Regions from separate parts of the Homo sapiens genome. Here region 1 is linked to region 2. A link is an interaction called in ENCODE POLR2A ChIA-PET data of the cell type or tissue named here. Cell type or tissue: Panc1. All regions are shown on one strand. Links, peaks and the distances in the headings refer to the core of each region. The heading gives the core; the rest is flanking DNA. Region 1 has its middle 12 kb from the start of SKP1. Region 2 overlaps SAR1B (secretion associated Ras related GTPase 1B).

Region 1 (2,915 bases), core at 107-2,606, 410 kb before region 2:
CAGAGAGGAGGTGGCAATTTGAGAAGAGACCGTGTTAATCAGTCCTTTTGAAGCCCAAGAATCTAAGGAAGTGTAGAGGACTATCCAGCAGTAACTGGTCCATCTGACATTTGTGTGAGTCCCACCAGTACAGCTGTGTCCATTCCTCTAGCCACATCCTGCCACTCAGCTGTAGGCAGCAGGCTCTGGTCAGAACAGCACAGCCTGGACTACAGCAGTCTCTCAAACAGCAGCTTCCCCACCGCTGCCCCAGATGGCGGAAATTTCTAGGAATGTTATCAGGTCATGGTCAGTGCTTTTCTACAAACTACACTTCCGCATTCTCTTTCAAAACAAGTGATTTTTCACCTTGTGATAAACAGCATCTAATGCAGATTGGTGAGAAGGAATAGCTCCTTCTCATCCTTTAGGTCTCAGCTCAGTGTCACCTCCTCAGAGACCACCAGCCTAAATAGTACGTTAAATTTACATTAAAACTTATTTTAAAAATTTAACAGCCATCACATCAAGACATACGATTGCCATCAGCCAAAAAAATTGTCAAAATTCACAAACTTGAGTTGGGCAGTAAGCAATGTGCACAACAGTATGTGGAAGTTTTGGCTAGAAGGGTACCTCCTTTTACCCTCTGGCCTCCTGTCTTGCTTTTTCTTCATAGTACATTATTCCTATTGGAGTTTTATATTTGTCTCTCTTGGGTGTTCACTGCACAAGGGCACTTTGTCTTGTACACCGCTTGTGCCTAATGCCTGGCACATAACAGGTGCACAGTAAGTAGCTGCTGAATACCACTCAGCTCAGCTGGTGCCTGGTGGTGGCTTACTTACCCAGTGGAAGTTACTCAAATACCATGGCAACATCTCTTCTTGCCCACTTCACTTGCTGTGCTCTCCCAGATGGCAGCAGCCCCTTACTACATACACCCTGGCTAAGACCTAAGCCCTCTTGCTAGAACCTCTCACCCCTCAACACACACCCACCTTGCTTCACCCCTTTCTTCCTATTCTAATAAATTTAACCCTCTGTTCTCCTTCTTAGATCTTTGCCTTCCTGTCCTTTGCCTTGAGACTTAAGAAGCCTTGGAGTCCTCACAAACGAGAGCATGTAGCACAAACCTTGGAACCTTGGGAGCTGGGGGTCTCAGTTATAGACTTAATGCAAAGACTGGTTCCTGTGGATGCATGACTGCAAGCCAGGCAGCAGGTAGTCTTAGAGCTCAGGTCTGAGTAAATTCGCCCAGTTACCACTTCCCCACCCCCAAGATCCCAGCTGAGAGCCAAAGCAGAGCCTGGATTTTGTCTGGTTGATAAGGGTGGGAAAGGCACAGAACCCACATTGGGGGTGACCAACTGTTCTGGTTTCAAAGCTCTACTGGCTGGGGCAGTGGCTCACGCCTGTAATCCCAGCACTTTGGGAGGCATAGGCGGGTGGATCACCTGAGGTCAGGAGTTTGAGACCAGCCTGGCTAATATGGTGAAACCCCATTTCTTCTAAAAATACAAAAAATTAGCCAGGTGTGGTGGCGTACACTTGTAATCCCAGCTACTTGGGAGGCTGAGGCAGGAGAATCACTTGAACCTAGGAGGTAGAGGTTGCAGTGAGCCGAGATTGTGTCATTGCACTCCAGCTTGGGCAACAAGAATGAAACTCCATCTCAAAAAAAAAAAAAAAAAAAGAAGAAGAAGAAGAAGAAAGCAAGATCTGCTTCCTGGAAAACCTTCAAGTTCTAAGCAACCAGGTCAACTGGTCACCCTATATTGGAGCTGTGCCCAACCGTGGCCACACATTAACAAGCTGGTGAGTTTACTTAGTTTTGCCTCCATGTTTAACTACTTCAGGAACCCATCATACTTCCACCAACTCACTACTGTTACTTTAAAAATAAAAGCTCACACTGGTTAATACCAAAGATGCTAAATGAAAATATGCTATGTGCGGAATGGTGTCTGTTACCATTTGTTTTAAAAGGGCGAGGAGTATTGCTCCCAGAGAAACAATTTAATACACATCATCATGAAGGAAGACTAGAGCACAACCACCCTACACACAGCAGACTTGCTGATATGACTGTGAAAACATCCACAACCATTAGTAGTAACCACCTCAGACCAATAAGGCTGGAGGGGAAACTTTTTTTGTATTCATCTCTATTGCTTTACTACAAGCATGTATTTTATATTAATACGAGTAGAAAAGATCCATTTTTTAAAAAGAATGTGCACTCATACAGATTAGAGATGGGCATTGTTCATAGGGTCAAGTCCTCCGTATCAGAATTTGTTAACTGGCCATCAGGACACCAGACAAGAAAGTAAGTTGGTCTTGGCTTCTGGCTCCTCTCAGATTAGAAGGTAAGGGTCTTCAGAAGGAGGGGAAGATGGTCAGGTGATGACAGGCTAGCATGAGATTTCATTCATTACTACAACTGTCAGCCTAAAGAGCTGACTAGTTTCCAGTAGTCTTGTACAGAATCCCAGAAGTTTATAAAAGAGTCTAAAAAACTCAGGTCATTCAAGAAAACCCACAATTCAGTTGGGAATTCAGATAAAAAATGGAGGAATTATGCCACTTAGATGAATTTTTAAAAGTTAGGGATGGGGTGCTCCACTCCATATATACTTTCTGGTTTTCCTTTAGTATTTGTTAATGCGGGTCCACTGTGAAAATTCTTTTATCTTCAAGAGCAATTGTTAGGCTGTGGTGGTTCAGCTGAACCTCACCTAACTCCCCTTCAAACTCTGGCTCAAATAAATGCCCTTGAGACACAAAGGTTAGTCCATGAACTCTTTTTTTTTTTTTTTTTTTTGAGACGAGTCTCACTGTGTCACCCAGGCTGGAGTGCAGTGGTGCGATCTCAGCTCACTGCAACCTCCACCTCCCGGGTTCAAGCAATTCTCTGCCTCAGCCTCCCGAGT
Region 2 (2,915 bases), core at 319-2,818:
TTTAAAATGCATGCTGGCCGGGCGCAGTGGTTCACGCCTATAATCTAGCACTTTGGGAGGCTGAGGCAGGTGGATCACGTGAGGTCAGAAGTTCGACAAGCCTGGACAACATGGTGAAACCCTGTCTCTACTAACAATACAAATATTAGCCAGCTGTGGTGGCGCACGCCTGTAATCCAAGCTACTTGGAAGGTTGAGGCAGGAGAATCACTTGAAGCTGGGAGGTGGAGGTTGCAGTGAGTGGAGATCACACCACTGCACTCCAGCCTGGGTGACAAAGCAAGACTCCATCTCAAACAAACAAACAAAAAAGTATGCTGAAGAAGAATCCATCTACTCCAGTGCAGCTTTTCCAAAAATAGTTCTGTGTAAACTCAGTTTTCTATTTCTGCCCTAAAATCTATTTGGGGCAGGGGACACACCTGAAACAAAGTTGGCTTTGGATAACTTCGCTTACTTTCCTTTGAATACTTTGGATTCTGTTTAAAAGTATGATGAAAGCCGTGAACAACAATTAGTGCCATTAAATATATTAGCTATTTAATGCTCTAAATTATAAGGACAAAAATTAATTGGTTCAGAACTGCCTCTTTAATAGACTCTGTGGCTTCCCTTGACACTGGAGGATCTTTAAAATCCAGGTGTTGGGTGGGGATTTGTGAGGGGGAATGGTAACAGGGTTCAGAAGTGGAAACACGGTTTTAACAAAATTCCAGTCACTTTATACAGAGGCAGAGTCACATATCCCAAGAGCTGGTTCTTCTTTTATTTGGTTAAAAAGCACTAACTTGAATTTCAAAAGAAGGATAATAATGGAAATGACCGGAAGCTTCAACATGTAGTTTTAGGCTGGGCACAGTGGCTCATGTGTATAATCCCAGCACTTTGGGAGGCCGAGGCGAGTGGATCACTTAAGATCAGGAGCTCGAGACCAGCCTGGCCAAATAATGAAACCCTGTCTCTACTAAAAATACAAAAATTAACTGGGCATGGTGTGGTGCACCTGTAATCCCAGCTACTCGGGATGGTGAGGCACGAGAATCGCTTGAACCTGGGAAGCAGAGGTTGCAGTGAGCCAAGATCGCACCACTGCACTCCAGCCTGGGCAACAGAGTGAGACTTCATCTCAAAAAAAAAAGAAAAGAAAAGAAAAAACAAACATGCAGTTTTGATAATTTAGTCCTTAATTGAAGCACACTGTTTTTCTAAACTCTTATATTTATAGCAAAGCCTCTGGCTTTTAATGTAGGCTATATTTTATTCACTATTAATTTTGCATTAAGAAACTTATGTTTGCTAATTTCTATTTTTTCATTGTTTCTTGAAGATTTTTTAATGCTTCAACTTTTTACATATGTTTAAAATGATTTAAACAATATGCTCCAAATTAAATGAACAGAAGGAATTTTGAGAGATTTCCCCTTATGTAGCTATTCTCAGTGCACTCTGGTCAAATTTTACTTGGCAATAAATCCTTGCAAACGTCAGTCATGTAAGTGACTAACAAGACTGAAATACCACATTGAGTCACATACCAAATACAGTTTCAGAAAATGTAAACCTTTCCCCTGAAACTCTCCAATCATGTTAACTAGAACTATACTGTTTCTAATGATGGAACCTGTGAAATGCTGGGTTTTGAATGTAGTTAATAAAATAATTTTCTAGAATGCAAGAAACACTATTATCACAGTTATCACCCTATTTTAATGATTTACAAGTAGTTTATGCGCTTTCCATCACTATAAAGTATGGGCCAGTTGAAAATTGGCCGGGCATGGCGGCTCACGCCTGTAATCCCAGCACTTTGGGAGGCTGAGGTGGGCAGATCACGAGGTCAGGAGTTCGAGACCAGCCTGGCCAACATAGTGAAACCCCATCTCTACTAAAAATACAAAAATTAGCCGGGCATGGTGGTGCGCGCCTGTAGTCCCAGCTACTCAGGAGGCTGAGGCAGGAGAATCACTTGAACCCCGGAGGTGGAGGTTGCAGTAAGCAGAGATTGTGCCACTGCACTCTAGCCTGGGCAACAAAGCAAGACTCCATCTCAAAAAAAACAAAAAACAAAAAAACAAAAAACAAAAACAAAAGATGAGCCGGTTGAAAACTAAGAAAGAAACAACGTTCTGCTTTTATGCTATAAACCACAAAAAATTTGTATATGGATCCAGGTACACAAAACTAAAATTTAGGTCTGCACAGGCAGTATCTGTGTTCATATATCTTTGGCACTCATACAAAGATACTGGTTTAAACCAACAGTGAATAATTTTTTTTCATATACTTTAGGAAATGTCTGTTCTCCAATTAAAAAATGCTATAATCTCCATTCTAAAAATTCACTGAGATAAACTGAAATCTATCAATTTAACCAGCTGTGATCCAAAAGTGTAATTAACGGCAGTCAGTGAAACAGGTATGGGATCTCTTTAAAAGTGTAAAAGTGGGTTGAGACCTTATATTTTTACATTTCAGACTTTAGATTTTAAAAAATCTTTTGGACAGTGCCTGATTTGTATGTATACCACAGTGTTAACTACGCCCTAGCATCTTGCAGTGTGGGACACACAATTAGCCTATGTCCCCAGTACTAGTATTTACCTGGGAAATACTCCATGGATGCACACATTCACACAGGCACATGCAGAGTTGTCTTTCCTCTGTGCTTCTACTGTTTCTTGCCATCCTCTTAATTTGGTTCTCTTGAAAAAGAGCAGTACCCAGTGCATATACTCTGGAGAGGTTCTCAAAGCTGGACAGTAAGTCCTCTGGCTCAGGAACTCTGCCCCCTAAAGCTGGGAGGAAAGCTGGTTGCTCCTAAACATGGCTTCCTTTCTAGAGGCTCGGGCCATAAAAATCTTATGTCTTTGGGAAAATATCCACAGTTTAGCTGTGGTCCACAAAGTGACTTTGTT

The links. ChIA-PET counts read pairs that join two places held together with the same protein. Peaks named below come from ENCODE experiments on the same cell type or tissue, not always from the same donor. Only the 100,000 strongest peaks of a DNase experiment are listed, where the experiment ranks them.
Region 1: POLR2A ChIA-PET joins it to region 2 with 11 read pairs; 6 of 35 experiments call an interaction of 5 or more read pairs at or near these places.

The regions. Positions count from the first base shown.
Region 1 is chr5:134,187,473-134,190,387 of GRCh38, forward strand. No RefSeq gene overlaps it. Among named protein-coding and RNA genes, the nearest start is that of SKP1, 12 kb to the left of the region's middle. In Panc1, for the core only: no CTCF peak of the experiment used is centred there; no DNase peak of the experiment used is centred there.
Region 2 is chr5:134,601,750-134,604,664 of GRCh38, forward strand. SAR1B (secretion associated Ras related GTPase 1B) reads right to left here. Exons shown (of 7, transcript NM_016103.4): 7 at 1-2,915. Among named protein-coding and RNA genes, the nearest start is that of SAR1B, 30 kb to the right of the region's middle. In Panc1, for the core only: no CTCF peak of the experiment used is centred there; a DNase peak (open chromatin) is centred at 1,552.